Regions from separate parts of the Homo sapiens genome. Here region 1 is linked to region 2. A link is a loop called in an ENCODE intact Hi-C map of the cell type or tissue named here. Cell type or tissue: PC-9. All regions are shown on one strand. Links, peaks and the distances in the headings refer to the core of each region. The heading gives the core; the rest is flanking DNA. Region 1 has its middle 20 kb from the start of MAN2B2. Region 2 overlaps KIAA0232.

Evidence for each region. Peaks named below come from ENCODE experiments on the same cell type or tissue, not always from the same donor. Only the 100,000 strongest peaks of a DNase experiment are listed, where the experiment ranks them.
Region 1: it touches region 2 in a loop (5-fold over the local background); 3 of 110 quality-filtered maps call a loop at or near these places.

What each region holds. Positions count from the first base shown.
Region 1 is chr4:6,551,245-6,559,783 of GRCh38, forward strand. It overlaps a transcript of PPP2R2C not described here. Among named protein-coding and RNA genes, the nearest start is that of MAN2B2, 20 kb to the right of the region's middle. In PC-9, for the core only: no CTCF peak of the experiment used is centred there; a DNase peak (open chromatin) is centred at 5,217; H3K27me3 peaks cover 1,021 bases.
Region 2 is chr4:6,866,768-6,877,861 of GRCh38, forward strand. It overlaps KIAA0232, which reads left to right. Exons shown (of 10, transcript NM_014743.3): 8 at 4,807-4,915; 9 at 9,893-9,990. Among named protein-coding and RNA genes, the nearest start is that of TBC1D14, 38 kb to the right of the region's middle. RefSeq lists a silencer at 7,292-7,451. In PC-9, for the core only: CTCF peaks have their summits at 7,354 (motif pointing left) and 7,559; a DNase peak (open chromatin) is centred at 8,974.

The DNA of each region.
Region 1 (8,539 bases), core at 540-8,539, 320 kb before region 2:
TCACGAGTGCTCATGTATGTCACATGCTCCTAATGTGCTCTCTGGGTTTCCAGCACAGACCACAGCCTGCAGTGGGTGCTCAGGTGATATTTGTAGAATGAATGAACAAACACGTGGCATGGAGAACAAAGCCAATAGGAGTCCAGTGGGAGAAAAGTAACTGAAACTCCCAGCTGGAAAAGGAGAAAATAAAACTAGAGGTAAAGTGTTGTGGTATGGCCACAAGTCCCCCCATCAAGAGATGAGGTCTATGCCTCCTCCTCTTGAGTCTGGTGGGCCTGTGACCCACTCAACCAAGAGCCTAGCAGAAATGAAGCTCTGGGACACCAAAAGCTGGGCATCAAAGGCCACACAACTGCCATCTTGTTCCCTGGACATTGCACCAGGAAACTTGAGCACCATGGAAGGAGTCCCACCACCCTGGGCTGCCATGCTGGACAAGCCACATGTCAGGGCTCAGGTGACAGTCCCAGCTGAGCTCAGCCCCTGCTGTCCCCACCAAGGCACCATAAATTACAGGGAAGCCACTGTGGGCCACCCAGCCCAGTCCATCCTCCAGCTGAACACCAACAAGCGACCTCGGTGTAGGCAACATGCAGCAGAAGAATCACCCAGCTGAGCCCTTCCTCAGCTCCTGGCTCTTAAAACCATGAAACACAATGAAATGGCCATTCTCAGCTGGCACATCATGGGATCATTTGTTAGGAAGCCACAGATAACTGGAGAGAAAGTGGAGAGACTTTGGAAGTGGAAGGAAAAGATGATGTGAGTGAAGATGAGACAAGTGGCAGCAAAGGACCAGCAAAGACAGCAGGTGCTGTGTGTGCTACACATCTGAGCCTACAGGTCCACTTTTGCCACAAGGGGAGACCTGAGCCCACTGTTCCCAAATGCAGTAATCATTTCCATGGCACCTGCTCTGAAATGCAGGCAGTCTCCCTGCAATTTTTTCATTTGTTCTCATTGTGTAAGTTCCCTATGGCTGCTGTAACACATTTCCACAACCATAGTGGCTTAGAAAAACAGAAGCTTATTCTCTAACTGTTCTGGAGGTCAGAAGTCTGAAATCAGCCTCACTGGGCTAAAGTCAAGGTGTGGGCAGGGCTGGTTCCTGCTGGAGGCCCCAGGGGAGGATCCGTTTCCTTGATCTTCGAGCTTCTGGAGGTGTCCGCATTCCTTGGCTCATGACCCCTCCCTCCATCTTCAAAACCATCAGCTCAGCATCTTCAAATCTCTCTCCCTCTCTTCCTCTTTCTCTCCTCTTTCTTTCTCCCTCTCTTCTCTTCTCCCTCTCTTCCTCTTTCTCTCCTCTGCTTGTGTCATCCCATCTCCTTCTCTGATTCTGACCCTCCTACCTCCCTCTTATAAGGACCCCTGTGATGACATTGGGCCTACCCAGATAATCCAGGTCAACCTCCCCAACTCAAGAGCCTTAACTTAATCTCATCTGCAAACTTCCTTTTGCCATGTAAGGTAACAAATTCACAGGTCTGGGGATTAGAATGTGGACATCTTTGGGGGGCATTATTCTTTCCACTACACTCACAAACATCCTGCAAAAGTGGACTTTATTGTCCTAATTTGACAATAAGGCTCAGGAAGGTGGGGCCATTGCCTGATGTCATGTGAGTAGCAGAGGCAAGAGCCAGTTTCAGGATGAATGGCCACACACATGCCCCAGTTCCAATGGCCTCCATAGATGTTGGGGTCTCACTGGAGGCAGAATTCACCCCAGATAGTTCAACAGAAGAGAAGTAAACAAAGAGGTGACCTACAGGAAGTGACCAAGGAAGCATTTGGGGCACATAGGGACTAAGGGCAAGGACAGGAGGCTGTTACTCCCTGGGCTGAAAGGTGCAGGGGAAGAGAACTGGGACCATGAGACAGGATCCACTGGCACAAGCTGTGACCATGGAGAGCACAGCCGACCCTAGGATTGCAGCGCCACCGCAGGGAGAAGAACGGGGAGTGTTCCCCCTCTCCCTCCTGCCCTGCAAGCTCTGACTGGTGCCTCCCACTGGCCAAACTCCACGGGAGCCTTAGGGCAGGGACCACAGGTGATGCAGCCTCCAGGGCACCACACTGGACAGAGAGGTGAAAAATAGATCTACGGGTCAAGTGGAGAAATCCAGCGCAGTCCACTGTGGCCACTCAGCAAACATCCTCGTCCCCCTATCCGGGAAGAAACTCTCAGCCCAACACAGTAAGGCACGGGGTCCCACCAGCAACGGTATCATTGAGGGAGACGCCACTTCAGATGCCTGCCTTGAGCCTACAGCACCACACTGTCCACCACAGGTAGCCTTCATTCAAGGTGGCCAGGAGAGATGAGGGCAGGGGAAAAAGGGCCAATCAGCAGCGAGTCCTTCTTCCTCCACCCACCGATAGGCACCTTGCCTGTGCCAGAGCACCTGGTTCTTCACCTGGGGGAACGACCCAAGTTTTCACCCATGATCTGGGTCTGTCATGCTCCCATCTCTATGTTCAGGGCTGCCATGCTCAGTAGACCTTTTTTATCAGATGTCAGTGCTAAGAAGCATCCCCGTGGATCCTCTGGGCCCCAGATACCACCAAGAAGTGACCTCATTTATCCTTGGTAGCTAGGAGCAGTCACCCCTCATCCCAGTGCCCCCTTCTCTACCAGGCCACCCAGCAGCAGCAGGAGTCCAAATGGCCTCGGTCCCAGTGTCCACTTTCACAGACTGTGGCCCTGCTCCCTGATGGAAGCCTTCCTTCTTGGGGCACCAGGACCCCCAAACACACCACGCCTAATGAACTAGAAGCAAAATTAGTTCAAGGGGTTATCAGGGGGTGACTGCTATGGGTTGAACTGTGTGCTCTCCCCACAAAAAATTCACATTGAAGTCCAAACCCACAATACCTCAGCATGTGACCTTATTTGGAAATAGGGTCACTGCAGATGTCATTAGTTAAAATGAGGCCATGCTGGAGTAGGGTTTACCCCCAATCCAAAATGACGGGTGCCCTCATCAAAGAGGAAATTTGGACACAGAGACAGACAGGCACAGGGAGAAAGGCAGACACCACGGTGACACCATCTACAAGCCAAAGAATGCCAAAGATGGACAGCAAATCACAATAAGCTGGGAGAGGGGTACAGGACAGATTCCCCCTCTAATTCCTCCATAGAAACTGACCCAGCTATCGTCTTCGTCCCAGACTGCTGGCTGCCAGAACCATGAGACAATCAATTTCCTTTCTTCAAGCCACTCTGTGTGTAGTGCTTTGTTAAGGCAGCCTCAGTCTGTAGACGGCTACAACAAGATACCTTAGACTGAGTAGTTTATGAATAACAGAAATTGATTGCTCACTGGCCGGGCACAGTGGCTCACACCTGCAATCCCAGCACTTTGGGAGGCCAAGGCAGGCAGAGTACTTGAGGTCAGGAGTTCAAGACCAGCCTGGCCAGCATGGTGAAACCCTGTCTTTACTAAAAATACAAAAATCAGCCAGGCCTGGTGGTGCACACCTGTAATCCCAGCTACTGAGGAAGCTGAGGCACGAGAATCGCTTGAACCCAGGAAGCAGAGATTGCAGTGAGCCAAGATCATGCCACTGCACTCCAGCCTGGGTGACAGAGTGAGACTCCATCTCAAAAAAAAAAAAAAGAAAAAGAAAAAGAAAGGAAGGAAGGAAGGAAGGAAGGAAGGAAGGAAGGAAGGAAGGAAAGAAAGAAAGAAAGAAAGAAAGAAAGAAAGAAAGAGAAAGAAAGAAAAGAGAAGAGAAGAGAAGAGAAAAGAAAAGAAAAAGAAATTGCTCACAATTCTGGAGGCTGAGAAGTCCAAGATCAAGATGCCAGCAGATTCGATTCAGTGTCTGACAAGGGCTCTGTGCTTCAAGGATGGCGCCTTCTCACTGCGTCCTCACATGGTAGATATCTGCCTCGGCCTCTTTTATAAGGGCTCCACCCTCTTGACCTCTTGACCTAATCACCTCCCAAAGCCCCACCCTCAATACTCTGTTGGTGGGTAGATTTCAGCACAGGACTACTGGAGAGATGGGAACATTCAGACCACCACACAGCCCCAACACACTAACACAGTGGCCACGTCTGGGGCTGCCCTGTGCAATCATTCATAACACACCCTTTCATTCTCTAAGGTACCCCACTTTGGATGATAAATTATTTGACACCCTAGTGATTATAAGCCAGTGAAGGGCTCCTCCTAACTCCATCCACTGGTCCTCAAACCTGTGTATGTGGCTGTGCAGGTGACAGTCACAAAACAGTCAGCCGCTGATCTAAGGCATACAGGACAAGGCCCCACCTGCTGTGTGTTGTCTGGAGGCCGGTGTGGCAGCCAGGCCTGCAGCCGCAGGCCCTTCTCCCTGCTTCTGGGTGATGAGAGTGAACCCCACGGGCGAGGGCCCTTTGCCGCAGCTCTGCACCACCGCAGGAATCCTTTGAATGATGTGATGCTTGTGGGCGACGGTGACTGTGAATTAGGAATTCCACAATGACACTGCTGACAGAAGCGGGTGGGAAGGCGATTCTGTATCTGGCTTATGCATCCGCCCCCCTGAGAACAAGGGAACCAACCTGCCCCCCGGGTGCTTGCTGGTCTCCTCGGGTAATGCTGCCACACCCAAAGTCACTGTTGTCCCCTGATGTTGGAGACTGGGACCTCAGCTGTGGCAGTGGCCAGCTCAGCCCTGGAGAGTTGAAGGCCATATTTTCTGCCTGTGTGTTTCCCCATCTCTGCCCTATTTTGTGTGTGAGCCCAAGAGTGAGCCCTGGGGTGGCTGGAAAGAGTCTGCCCAGCACCCACAGGCAGGCTAGCGTGTCTATCCTGTGACCGAGAGCCTCCTGCGTGAAGGATGCCTCTGGGGAGCATCCGCATGGGGCACGTGGGGGTTCATTCCATGTGTCAACTTGACGGGGCCACGGGATGCCCAGATATCATGCTAAACATCATTTCCAGGTGTGTCTGTGAGGGTGTTTCCAGTAGAGATGAGCATTTGAATCAGTAGACTAAGTAATCCCACTGTGGATGGGCCTCCCCCAGTTTGTTCAGGGCCTGAATGGAACAAAAAGGCAGGAGAAGGGAGAATTCACTCTCTCTGTCTGTCTGCTGGAGCTGGGACATCAGTCTTCTCCTGCCCTGGGATTGGCACTCACACCATCGCAACATCAGCCTTCCTGGTTCTCAAACCTTCAAACTAGAACAACTAGTTCTCCAGCTTCCGGATGGAGCTCAGGGGACTTCTCAGCTCCATAACTGCCTGAGCCAATTCCGTGTGCGTGTGTGTGCGCACACGTGCAGTGATCCTATTGGCCCTGTTTCTCTGAAGAACCCTGACTACTACAGGGCACAAATACCTCATGCTCTGCAGTCATTTGAGAGGTCCATCCACACACCTCTTCCCCAGGCCACCTTGTCATCATCCTGCAACCTTGTTCTTTCCAGAGCCCTGCCCAGCTTGCCAACCCATGCATTAGTGTAGATCCCTACTCCAGGCTGTGGTTCCTCCCCAGCAACATGAGCAACCAGATTCTCCCCCTGAAGTTTTGCCTCCTGGGAGAATCTGCAAGCATCTCTCGGGGTGCCCCTGAGTTGGTTATTATCACAGAAGGATGCAGCCACTGCACCCTCCTCCAAAGGAGGGAAGGGGGAAGGAGGCGGCAACCCTACTTCTCTCTCCACCTGCCCTCCCAGCTCCTGGCAATGCCTCCTGTGGGCAAAACCCACCCAAAGACTCCCCGGCAGAGATCCAGGTGGTAAATTTGACAGGATCAGGTTCCAGGCACAGACCAGGGCAGAGAGAAGCTGGGGCTGGAAAGGAACAAGGGGTACAAGCCTCCTTAGAAGATACCGAGGAGGATTCAAGGTACCAGCCTTCAAGGAGGTCATTTTTAACTACACTGTACTTGCTAATAGGTTCCTTTCCTGAGAAAGAGTAGAAATAGTCACTTTAAATTCACTGTATTGTGGTCCTGCAGCACTGACATTAGAATCTGGGAAGAATATTTGAACCACTCATTGGTGTTATCCAAACACACCTGATGCATTAGGACAACAACATCTACAACAACAGGAACTATGAGCCAGGCTCCGAGAACACAGATGAGTTCTTACAGATCTTATAGTCAGGAGATGCTGGGTGCAAGGTCAGCAAAAAAAAAAGAAAGAAAGAAAGAAAAGAAAAGATGATGACGTTGGACCCGGAGTACAGTGATGGAGACTCCCTGGGTGGGACGTATTTAGCTGGGAGGCAAGGAAGGTCTCTGGAGAGAGGACATGGAAGCTGCGACCTGAAGGATGAGTTAGAGTGAGTGCTGGGTTAGCACCAGGAGCAGAGGGAATAGCAGGGGCAAAGGGCCCGGGACAGGAGAGAGCCCAGGATGTACCAAGGTCGGGAAAAAGGCTGCTGTGTAGTGAGCGCTGTGGAGATGGGCACAGCAGAGGTCAGCATGGTTATTTTAGGGAGTTGAAAGGGGAGTCTGGATTGGGAGGCCCTCAAGTAGTCCAGAAGAGGAGACAATGGCTTGACCTGGGGTAGTAGAGATGAAGAAGGAGAGGAGGCAGATCTGAGGGTGAGCTACTGCAGAATATTCCCCACCTGGGCACTGGAGACCCAGATGACATGGGCGGGCACAACGGACGCTGGCCTGGAGTGAGGTGCATCCCACAGGCCCTGGTTCTACTCTCACCTGCTGCGTGACTCCAGGCAAACCCTCCCCAGCCCCACCCCAGACCTCTCCTCCTCCCCTGTGGACAGGAAGGCAGGAGGAAGGAGGCGGCCAGGTGCTTCTGAGCAGCCTCAGCACCCATCCTCTTAAAGGTGCCCGAGCCCAGCAGGACAGCCCCTGGCGGTGAGACTTGGGGCAGTGACTTCTCCCAACCTCACCACATGTCACAGCATCACCTGCAAAGTGGCTGTGATGATCGCATCCCAACACCGAGTGAGCGCCTGATACACCTAACAGGCTCTGCCTGTGCCAAGCATGCAGCAAGTTCTCCATAAGTGCCAGCTAAGAAGATTAACACTACTCTCAGCTGCCATCTGTGACCTGGGGTGCTGGTGGGGCTGTCACTTAAGGGGCCCCATCCCCTTGCTTGGGAGAGCCATCCATGGGGACAGGGAAATTGTACCTGCAGTGGGAAGGCCACCCATGCAAGGTCAAGGAGAAGCCTTTCTCAGGGCTTACAAAGAGCCCTCTTCTCTCCTCCTGGGACCTGCAGGTGTGTGAGCCTTTACCTGCCACCTCTGGCTGCCTCCTAACAAGGAGAAGGCCACCTGTGCTCAGCCTCCTAAAATATCAGGGCATCCCCTGAACTTCCCAATACTCAGCCTGATCAACTCTGTGCTTGGGTCAAACTAGGTTGGATTTCAGATTCTTGCCGCAGAAAGATTCTTTGGCAGCCAGGAACTACACAATGGAAGAGGCTCTGATGGACACCATCCTCTGACCAGGAGTGCCAGCAAAGAGTGCAACAGTGTCCCCACCATGAAGCCACACCCCACTCAACATGGAGCCCTGCACCGAGCCAAGCTTGGAATGAAGACCTGGGCAACCGGTCCACTCCAGACCCAGGAAAGGATTTCCACAGTGTCTCCCTGCCTGGCCTCCCATCTAAAGATGCCCCACCCAGTGAGTCTCCATCACAGCCCCCAAAGCCCAGCGTCATCTTTTTTTCTGACCTTGCACCCTCACAGGTGCCCATCCTGGGAATTCACCACCCAGCCCTGCGGCTCTGATGGGACACCAGCCTCCAGCCAGGAGTGCACAGGAAAGACAGCAACAGTGGCTCCCAGCTCTGTGGCTCTGCAATGCCAGGGGAACACTGCGCTGAGACAGGGGCTCTGATGAGCAGGCAGCCCTGACAATAGCAGTTTCCTGAGAAGGAATCACAGAACAGAACCTAAATTTAAACACTGGGAGAGCAGCTCGCAGTCCAGCCAAGGCAGGAAGAACTAGGTTCAGATCCATCTCTCACTGCTAAGCAGCCTGGAGCACATCACTGGCACCTCAGTGTGCTCCTCTGTAAAACCGGGGGCAGTGGGCACGTCCACACCCTCACAAGTTGACTTGAGGATAAGTGAGATAGAGTGTATAGTGCATAGTGCCCGTGCAGTGCCAGGCTCACAGAAGTGCCCAATAAATGGCAGTTCTGAAAAAATACACAGCACACACACACACACACACACACACACACACACACAGAACAGAGGCAAAGAGATTAAACTTCACCCAGGGCTGCAAATTTGCAACACGCAGCATCTGTGATCACTGTGCCAACTACACTCCCAACACCTTAACCCAATTCTTGCCCCATGCATAACTTCCTCCAAAATCCCCCCTGCTGTGGACTGGATGCTTGTGTCCCCCTGAATTCCTATGTTGAAATCCTAACCCCCAATGTGAGATATGAGGAGCCGGGCCCTGGGGAAACAATTAGAAGGAAATTAGTGCCCTTCTAAAATAGACTCAAGGGAGCTCATTTGCCCCTTCCACCCTGAGAGGGTACTGCAAGAAGGCACCATCCGTGAACCAGAACGCAGGTCCTCACCAGAC
Region 2 (11,094 bases), core at 3,095-11,094:
ACCTGTTTACATGCCTGTTGCTAAAGTAGGTGTCCTGGATGAATAAGACTTTGTCCTTGCCCATACAGAATTCAGCGTAGTGAAGATGACCAACTTGTACCATGTTACTTATTTTAACTGAAATAGGTAATTTATTCATATGGTTCAAATTCAGAAGTTACAAGTGTATGTGTACATACACAGTGAAAGGTTTCCTCCCCAGCGGCAACCACTAGTGTGAGTTCTGATGTATTCTCCAAGGATATTTTTTGCGCGTATTAACAAGTAAATGTTCACATGTATTTCTTCCTATTTTTTCTTTTTGCTGAAATGGTACTTTATTGTAATCACCCTTCCTTTTTTTATTTTCTGCACACTATTCCATCGTATGGATATACCGTAATCTACCTAGTCAGTTCTTTATGTTTTAGGGCATTTGACCAATGCAGTTTTAGGTGCTGTAGGTAGAATGGTGGAGGGGAGCACAGAATGCTGTGGGAACCTGCAGGAGAACCCTTCCAGCCTGTGAAGGTTGAGGAAGGTTTCTTGAGCATATCTGAGTGTCCAGAGTAGAAGGACGGAGGCAGGGCAGTCCAGGCAGAAGGAACAGCAGAAGCAAGGGTAAAGAGATTTGAATCTGCTGATGTGTGCAGGGCAGCTGTGAACAGGGATCTCACGGTCTCTGGAGTATAAGCCATACGGTTAAGAGTAGCACAGATGAAGCACAGTGTGCCTTGGTATCTGGACATACATTTGTGGTGAAAATGTTCTTGTCGTTTCTTTGGTTGCCAACTTAGTACCAAGCACCTTGAGGCACAGAAAATAAGCAAAAGGCTTACTTGCTGTCTTCAGGGAATTTCAGTCCACTCAGGAGAGGAGCTCACTGTGCTGTGGAGGTCAGCAGGTCTGGAGGGACAGGAAGGCTCTGATGAGTAAAGAAGGAGTGAGGGTCAGGGGTCATGCTGGTGATGTGCCACCCGGCACATCTATGTAGAGGCTTCTGTCACCACTATCCTACTGGATGCCCATGTAGACCTCATGCGGTAGGTTATTTTCCCCACTTCTAAAGACACATAGGCTCTGAGAGGTGAGACAGCTGCCCCAGATCCCAGTGTGGGGGACAGGCAAAGCATTTTCCACCACTCTGCACCTCTGTGAACTGAGGAAGACTTAGACCAGCAGTTCTGTGTCTCTTGTTTGTCTCTGTTGCACTCAGTATCTCTTCATTGATGTTTCATTTCTTCCTTCCCAGAGAACAAGGTACATGGAAGTCTTGCTTTTCCTGGTGTGACCCAAATGAGAGCTGATTGTGGCAAAGGGGCAAGATTCCCAGAGTAAAACTAAAACCAAGCACCTTTCTCTTTACCCAAACTAGGAGTATTCTGTGAGAATTTACAGCTGTGAAGCCTTTGTTTCCTTCACCCAGCTTCCACCTTCTAAAGAATTTCTCAATTTTACATCTGTTGCTAAAAACATTTCTGGTTAGGCTTTTTGGATTAAGTTTATGTCTTCTTTTCACTGTTTCATTCATTCATCAAGTATTTCTTATGTACCTGCTCGGCCAGGTACTATTCTTGGTGCTGGGAATAAGTAACAAAGCTCTTGGTGCTGGTGGAGTCACATCCCACCTTGGGGAGCTGACAATAAACATGTTAAGTTATATAGTGTGTTACAATATAAATGCTGTTGGAAAGGAGGATCGCTGGACGAGGGGCATTGGGTTTGGGAGTGATGGCAGGAGTTTGCTGTGTTATGGGCGGTGTGAGAGCAGGCTTCCTCGCCAAGGTGCAATTTAAGGAAATACTTAGAGGTAAGAGAGTGAGCTGAGAGGATGCCTGGCAGGAAAGGGAGGGCAGCACTGAGGCCGCTGCTGTGCCTGCCTGTCCATGACAGCGACCTTCTGATCCGCTTTCAGCTTCCTCCATTGTCTCTTCATTCTTTTCATTCCCAGCCACAGCAGAAGTTGAATTAATACATTCGATGATGTATTAGATGAATATAGCATGATCCAGCCTAAAAGTTATAAATGAGTGGAGAGATGTCATAACAAGATGCATATTCCTTGAATATGTTTAGTATAAAACGGGACAAATAAGTCCCTGCCATAGGAATTGACATTCAAATGGAGGATGCAGAAAAAAGACTCCCAAATTTATGGTAGAAACTGGTGTGCCCTTCACAGTGGTTTCAGCAAGAGAGAGAAGAAATGATGTATGAGATAGTCAGAGACTGTTGGCCTGGCGGAAACTTTTCTTCACGTCAGCAGACACTGAGTATCTGCTTTGTGCGGGGCCCCATACTTGGGAATGCAAAGATGAGGAAGACGTGGTCCCGCCCCTCAGGAAGCTTACAGTCGGGTTCTGCTGGGATCTAAACTCGTCTTGGTTCATGCTGCCCCTGCTCCCAGGTTCCTGGCCCCTCTAGCCTGCTTTCCCTGACCTGTCCCATCCCCCACCATGAACTCACTCCCTTTCTTGATCTTAATCCTCAAGAAAGGATGAAAAGATAAGCAGTGTATTTAAACTGATCATTCCTGCAAAGAGCTTTTTCTTTCTCAAATAAGAACCTGTTAACCTCTAAATCCACTTATCTTCAATAGCGCCTTAGGGAGGTGATGGAGAGAGTTCTGGCTGGGGCACCTTCCTTGCTCCCCCTGAGTAGCACTAAGTAATCTCACAGGACAGGCAAGGCCTTTCTGAAGAGGTCTTAGAGTGCAGGGAATTGCATGACAGGTGCTGTTAGCCACCTTGGAAGAACTGCAGGCCTTGCGTGGTGCCACCTTGTTTGCGGGAAGCCCAGCCCTGTCCATTCCCCTGGCCCTAGCATCTGTTTATCTAATAGCAGTACCAATTTTTATTGTTAGGATAAGTTGTAGGAGAAATTAGCAAAGGTTAACTGACTGCTGTGGGTAGACAGTACAATTCTTCTTCAGTTTCTGACTTAGGAGTGTTTCCGAAAAGTTAAGTGAAAACAAAAGTTTGAAGTGTTTCCCTTTTAGTTACATAACAGACACTCATTACGGAATTGAACAGTTTTAGACCCATAAATAATTAAGTTAAAAGCATAACAAAATCCTGTTAGGAAACTGATGAAAAATTTGTTTCTAAAACACTTTAGATTTTAAACTTGAACACGTAGTGAAATGTCTTTTAAAACAATGAAGATGGGTGCAGTGTTCACAGGCCTCTCCACTAAGCAGATGTCTACTGAGAACACAGTATTAGGGGATGTGGGTGGTAGAAAGATGCAGTGGCCAAGCCTCACCCTGGGCGAGCTGGGGCAGGCTCACTCTCTCAGGCACAGTGAGGAAGGCACACTGAAGGGGGTTGCCCTGACTGCCAGCATGCCAGGTATACATGGTGACTGAAGCTGCCACAGGTCTTCTATTGACCACACTACAAGGACTCTTCTTGGTCACTGATGACAGCTGTTGTCTGTCTGCCATTGGCCACACTATCCAGTTCTCACTGGCCAAGCAGGTGGGCGGGGCCCAGCCAGGACTTGAGAATCCCACTGGGAAAGGACAGAGCCTGGGTTCAGGCTAGGTCCCTCTTCTGGGCCTGGGCAGCTTCCAGATGTGAAGGATATGAGTCTCTCCCGCTCTCAGGAATCATTCTCTCATCTCATTTGGATGGCTATCTCCTATTTTAAATTTGAATCATGGAATTTGAATTTGTAATTTGGTTTTAGCCTTAGTTTCCTTCTGGTTCGCACCTAAGCAAGATAATTTTAAGACACTTAGGTCAATAACTGTGCCTATAAGAATTTCCTTTGGGCCAGGCATGGTGGCTCACGCCTGTAATCCCAGCACTTTGGGAGGCCAAGGCGGGCAGATCACCTGAGGTCACAAGTTCGAGACCAGCCTGGCCAACGTGGCAAAACCCTGTCTCTACTAAAAATACAAAAATTAGCCGGGGTGGTGGTACATGCCTGTAGTCCCAGCTACTCAGGAAGCTAAGGCACGAGAATCATTTGAACACTGGAGGCAGAAGTTGCAGTGAGCTGAGATCGTGCCACTGCACTCCAGCCTGGGTGACAGAGTGAGACTCTGTCTTGGAAAAAAAAAAAAAAGGAAGTTTCTTTGATTCCATTTCTTCTTTTACTTACTTCTGCCTGAATGTATGAGGGAGAAGAGGGTTCCCCCTGTTCTCTTCAGAGCACCTCATGCCAGTAAAGGCTCAGGGCTTCCCCATTACCTGTATGCACTTGGGGAATCTAGAAGTTTGCCTTGCTTGGGAGCGTTTTTATTACATTATATTTTGGGCTTGTAAGAGTTTTTTTAGTTAAGATTTTCATGTCGCTTCCCATCTAAGTACTTCTTAAGCAATACTTTCTTTATACACTGTGAACACGCTGGCTTTTAAAATGCACTTTTTTTCAGAACATTATAAAAACTCACCAGTTGGCTGGGCATGGTGGCTCATGCCTGTAATCCCAGTACTTTGGGAGGCCAAGCTTGGCAGATTGCTTGAGCCCAGGAGTTCGAGACCAGCCTGGCCAACATGGCGAAACCCCATTTCTACAAAAAGCACAAAAAATGAGCCAGACATGGTGGTTCCCGCCTGTAGTCCCAGCTACTTGCAAGGCTGAGGTGGAAGGATCACTTGAGCCCTGGAGGTGGAGGTTGCAGTGAGCCAAGATCGTGCCACTACACTCCAGCCTGAGTGACAGAGCCAGACCCTATCTCAAAAAGAAAGAAAGAAAAATCAAAAAACCTCACCAGTTTAAAAGTTCTGGGTTTATAATCTGTAGTTAATAATGCTTGAATATTCTTCCTCTAACCTGAAAGTTTATAAACTTTTTCTGTATTTGGTTTAATCTAAACAGTTCCCTGTATTGAACACTGATATACAAGGAATGAATAGAAGTCAAGAAAAACAGACCTGGTGGGAAAAAGCCTTGTACTCTCCTCTTTTTCCTGCATCAGAGTGTGAAGGTAAGGAGACCTTTGTTAGTTCATTTATTCATTGCAATTTGTAATTTGTTAAGAGCAATAATTTCTTTTTCTATGAATATCAGTCCAAGAAACATTTACCAAGAGGTTTCTGTGTGGGTAGCACTTTGTCATGCACTGGGGACACAGGGAGGAATGAGAACTGGGCCCTGCTCTGAAACAGCCACAATCTGATGGAGGGGAAAGGCATGGAAATATATCCAAGCGTTACTGACCATGGATGAGGTGTGTATAAGCCACCACTGAGTCACAGAGGAGGAAACAGCGGGCAGTCCCTGTGAAGAGAGTTGCCTGCACAGAGGCAGGAGGGTCGCCGCCAGGGGAAAGCACAGGGCTCCATGGCTCAGCTGAGTTGTAGCTGACGCGGGAGAGACAGACAGGGCAGGAGCCTGTCAGAAGGTTTGAGGGCTTGGCTAGGTTAGGTAGCGTCTGACATGCAGGAAGGGAATGCCGTTGACAGGATTTAAATTGGAGGTTGTCAAGGTCAGATGTTGTTTAGAACAATTCTAGTAACAGAGTGGAAATGGAATTGAAAAACTGAAGGCTATTGGCCAGGGTTTTAAGCCCTTGCAGTAGTTTGGGAGGCATACGCTAAAGGTCTGGACTGAGGCAATCAAAGCGGGGACAGAGAAAAGGAAACAGGACCGAGAGGTTTTGTAGAGGAGGAGTTTGTTGGATTACTTTCTATGAGGAGTAGTTATGGGAGTCTAGGTAGAGAGGGAGACAGGAGTGGGCGCTGATGCGGTGAGGAAGATTTTAGTTTAGGGTATTTTTTGAATGAGCAGTCTGTGAGGCCTTCCAGGTAGACACCCAGAAGTTGTTAAGAAACCCTGAATTGAAATTTTGGGAGAAGTAGGAACTAAGGATGCAACCAGAATTGATTAGCTCAAGAAGTTCAGCTTGTCCAGATTGTGGTCTCCTGGGCTTCTATTGGCTACCACATTTATTTAACACCAGTCTCCTGTCAGAGTCCCGAAGGGGTTATGCAAATCTCTTGCATTTAAATTTACGGGTTCACGTGTTTGTCACATCCCCTCAGCTAATTTGTAGTTAGTGTGGAGCCAAGTGACTTCTCTCTCACTAGCCACGATGCCCTGCACACGCCTGTGTTGTCCTCGGAAAGCCTCCCTGGCATCCCTCGGCAGCATGGGCTATAGCTGATGGGATGGAAGGCCAGCTTGGCCAGGTTGACTCTTTAGGAGTGGAGCGTTTGCTGTTCTCTGGTCTGTAGCCACAGACAGCTTCCCAGGACCCTGCCTTCCTCCTTCCCAGAGGTTCATCTGGGTCATAAGGAGAGCGTAGAGCTGAGTCTTCACTGTTAGCGTCTTCGTTGATTGAACAGCGTTTATTGAAGGCCCGTTGCTGCTGCCGCCCTACCATTAGCTCATATCTGGACAGCCTTGGTTGCGTGCAAGGTGCTCTCAAGCTTTTCTTTTACATAATTCCCACAAGAACCTTAGGAGATGCCCCCCGCTAGTTTTCAGATGAGGAAGCTGAGTCTCAAGTTTAGTACTGTAATTTGCCCGAAATCACACAGTTAACTATTAAGCATGGGCTAGAATGTAGGTTGTGATTCTTGTGGTCCAGAAGTTTTGCCCTCTACAGCAGCTGCCTGCACTTGGTACCAAGGTAGATGCCAGGGCAGTAGGAGTAGGACACACAGAGCTTCCCTTCATGTGTGTCCAGTCTGGTAAACTGGGCAAGTACAAGACACAGACACAGTTAATGGAATGAAGGTGGGATGTGGCCACAGCTGTGCCACAGAGGACCTCTCAGGAAGAGCTAGGAGGGAGAGGAGGATGCCACCTTGTGGAAAAGAACCAATTCCTTGCAGTGGCATAGGATGATTTTGAGACACAGAGTTCATGTTTCTTTAGTAAAGGGCAACCTTAGCACCCTTAGTCCAGTTTTCTGTCATTAGTTAGTAAAGAATCCAGTTTCACCTCTTAGCTCTAGGTTCCTGGTTATCTGTACAGTCTCTTAGTGGATACTGGTGTTTGTACATAATATTTTTGTTTTTACAGTGAAGTGGTATATAGAGAAACTCTCAGTGCATAAATACTGGTAATTATTTCTTTTGAATGACCTTTAGCTCACACTGTGAGTTAAGTCCCTGCATATTTGCCCTGTAGCATCATGAAGCATCCTTCTTTAGCTTATGTGGGTTGGGGCATTTAGTCTCAGAAGGATAGCCAAGAAAACAGGTAGTCACTTACCTACTCAGCAGAAGTGGCTGGGGACTCCTAATGCTTCTAATATTGGATATGATTCATCACAAGCAGTTGCTGCTCTGAGCCAGGGGCTGACCTGGGAGCTCACAGCATCTCTGGAAAGGAAGAGTAGCATTGTCCCCTTTACAGTAAGGCGAGGAAACAGGCTCAGAAAAGAGGCAGCTTGTTCAGGTAACCATATAAGAAAGCCCCAGCTTTGTGCAGTCTGCCCCCTGCTGGCCTTGCTGCGCATTCATATGTGCATCCCTTCAGCACTTGGGTTAGGCACTGTTCTAGACTTGGGAATGCATAGGCAAACAGATCGTGTCCCTGTCCTCCCCCTGCTCAGGTACCTTCTCAACAGGGACTTGAGGAAATAGGGCACAGACCATGTGACAGCTGGGGCTGCCTGCAGGGAGAGGTGCCAGGCAGCAGTGGCTTGTGCAGGGACAGGAATGCATTGGGTATGCCCCCAACATGACTGGCAAAGAAGGGATGGCATGGGAGTGTGGTGGGGATGAGGCCAGCCAGGCAGCTGGGAGCCAGACCACAGAGGGCCTTGTAGACTCTGTGCACCAGGAGTGCCGTCCCAAACAGCAGTCTCCACAGCTCACGCCCCTGGATTTTCAGTGCTTTCAAGACTCGAGTAATGTAAGCGTCTGGATGATTTTAGCATTAAAGACAGAGAGTCCTGCAGGGAAGCAGTACAGACAGGTGGTGAAAGGCCCAGGATTGAGAACTGTATTGGAATCCAGAGCTTCTTTCCCCAGCTATTAGGCTTTGGGTGCTGACTGAGCCTTTCTGTGCCTCTGTAGTCTGTATGTATAAAAGGAGGCTAGAAGAATGCCCTCATTGTAAGGTAAAGTGCCTAGAACAGTGGCTGGCATGTCATAGCCCGAAACAGGGTGGTGGTCAACTTGAGCATCATGAAGACTATCAGCAGCAGTTCAGCATCACCTTTTCCAAATACCCTGTGGCACAATAAAACCCTCTTGTATGTACAGAATTCCTAAAGCAGGAAGAGAAAATGAAGGAGTGGGGTGTGGAGATGGGCCTGCCTGCCTCTGAGCTATCCTTGTCAAGGAAACCATGTCCTATCCACTCCATGCCCCTCAGCCAGTATAAGTGGTGGCCATATGGAGTGGGCCATGGAGTGAGAAGTCAGCCAAGGAAAAGATGCCTCCTTAGGAGAGATGAAGCCAGGGTTCCTCCCAGCCTCAGCAGAGGACACATGGCATCCTCCCCAGCCGCCCTAGGGCAACCACGCCTCCAAGCCTATGGCTTTGATAAGCAGCGGTCATGGGTGCAATGTGTGTGCCCGGCACTGTGCTTGAGGCTTCACCTCTTTGAATTTGCACAGAAATGTAGGAGGGAAAATGGTGATGTTCTCATCTTAGAGATGAGGATACTAGGGCTCAAAGAGGTTAAATAATTTGTGCAAAGTTACATCACAAGTAAATAGCATGACCTGGAATTGACTGAAGTCTGTCTAATCCCAGAGCCTGGGGTATTCTCATGAACCTCAACTAGTAACTTGGAGTTCTTGGAGCCGTCAGAGAGAACAGCTGTGGAGAGTCTTCCATGTGGCCAGTGCAGCTGCAGGAAGCAGCCCAGCAGGGCCCAGATGGTCTTACCCTTGGCACAGCCTCGCTACTCTGTGCCAAGGTAGAAGGGCGCAGCAGTCACTTGCTCCAGCCTTGTCCTTTGGGGTGTTGTGCAAGGGGCAGGCATGTCATCTCGTCAAACTACCTTGTGGCAACTCTGTGGCAGGGGATGGGGGGTGTGATCTGGTTTTGAGGAAGTAGATGCTCAAGGGTGTTAAAGGACTTAATGCACCATGAATGTCAATGCCAGAGTCCAAAACCCTGGCCAAGTTCCTCCTTTTACTCTGCACTGTGCCTCTGCCCCAGCTATGTTTCTCATGGAGGTAAGGGGAGTAAGAGGCTGTTCTGGATGAAGACCAGCAGTTCTCAGTGCATTAGAATTGCCTGGGAGCAAATCTGCTTTTCAGAAAGTGCCCAGCCCCTGCCCAGGACAGTTCATTTGGAATCTCTGGCAGGAGTCTAAGCCTCTCTAAAGCCCCCAGATGATGAGAATATGCAGCCAGGGTTGAGAACTACTGGGCTCGTTGGATTTGTTTGATATCTTCTCATCCCAGTTTTTTTCCCATTTTGTGGGGCCATTTGCCTGATGGAATCGCTAGCACCATTTCTTTTTCCTATTCATAGATGTGATACATGGTTCAGTATGTTGTTGAGGAAGAACACACAAGGACGTGACCCTGTGTCGTTTCTCCATTGCGTTCCCTTCTGTCTGAGCTTCCTTTGTTCCTCTGTCCTATGAACGTGCTATGATGCACCATCTGTCTCCTCCATCCATTTGTTGTGGAGAGCATGGGCCCTGTGGGTCTCTCTGTCGTGTGTTCCCAGGGCCGATCACATTACAGGTGTGAATAGAAGCTTGTCCAATGAGTGCCTCCTGGTAGAATAACAGGAGTGTATGGTTATGCTGGCCTATTTCTTTTTTTAACTCACCAAACCAAGAATTTTTTGTCAGCATAGCGTTTTTTTTCTCTTACACACCTGCCTGGCTGTGCTTTTAGTGACGACTTAAAACCTCCGAAGGGTTGGGAGACCTAACTGATGTAGCTTTTTAGTGAAAAATGAAACAAGAATGTATGTTTCATAACTGTGTCTTAATGGAATTTCCCCCTTTCCCTCTTTTCCCTTCTCCATTCCAAATGATTAAGAATGTTACACAAATGCCAAGGGAGAGAGTGGTTTAGAAGAATATCCAGATGCTAAAGAGACACCCAGTAATGAAGAGCGCCTGTTAGATTTTAATAGGGTAAGTGGACTGTCCTCCTCCTCGTCATTAACTTACAAACAGCCACCACCTCCAGTTGTCACTGTAGTCAAAAACCTGGGAGTCATGTGAGTGGACCCCACCTCTCCCAGGAACCAGCCAGGCCTGTGGGTGCAGACTTCCTGTTCTCTGGCCTTTGTTCTGAGTCTGCATTCTCCCCCGCTTCCAAACCCCCTTGACTGTTGACTGCCAGTGCTTCCTGAAGAATCCCCAGCTCTCTCCCCAGTCTTGGCTCTACACTACTGCCCGAGGGCATTGCATTACAAATGCAGAGCTGACCCTGTTGCTCCTTGGGTGGGCACACTTTTCATCTTTTTTTTTTTTGTTTACCTAATAAGTGGGAGACCTAGCCTTGTCCTCTTTGAAAGTGCACCCTGAGGCAGCCTTGCCAGTGTGCTTGTTGCCGCTGTCCCGGCTTCTGCAGAACGATCCCGCCCTTTCCGTGTCCTCCTGCACTCTGTGCACGACTCTTCTTGCTGTAGCCAGAGCATGTACTTGCGTTCCGTTTCTGCATGTCTGCCTCTTCCACAAGCCTGTGGGCACCACGAAGGCGGGAGCGGGGCCTCCGCCTGGTTTAGTCTCGTCTTAGACCTTCCCCGGTTAAGAGGCAGGCAGGCAAATGAACCTAAGGAAAATTCTTTTTATTTGGTGTGAATTGTCAGTGTATTAGGGTTCTCCAGAGGGACAGAACTAATGGAATAGGTATATATATACACAAAGGGGAGTTTATTAAGTATTAACTCACACGATCACAAGGTCCCACAATAGGCCATCTGCAAGCTGAGGAGGAAGGAGAGCCAGTCCCAGTCCCAGTCCCAAAACTGAAGAACTTGGAGTCCGATGTTCGAGGGCAGGAAGCATCCAGCATGGGAGAAGATGTAGGCTGGGAGGCTAGGCCAGTCTAGTCTTTTCACATTTTTCTGCCTGCTTTATATTCTAGCCACGCTGGCAGCTGACTAGATGGTGCCCACCCAGATGAAGGGTGGGTCTGCCTTTCCCAGCCCACTGGATCAAATGTTAATCTCCTTTGGCAACACCCCCACAGACACACCCAGGATCAGTACTTTGCATCCTTTAATCCAATCA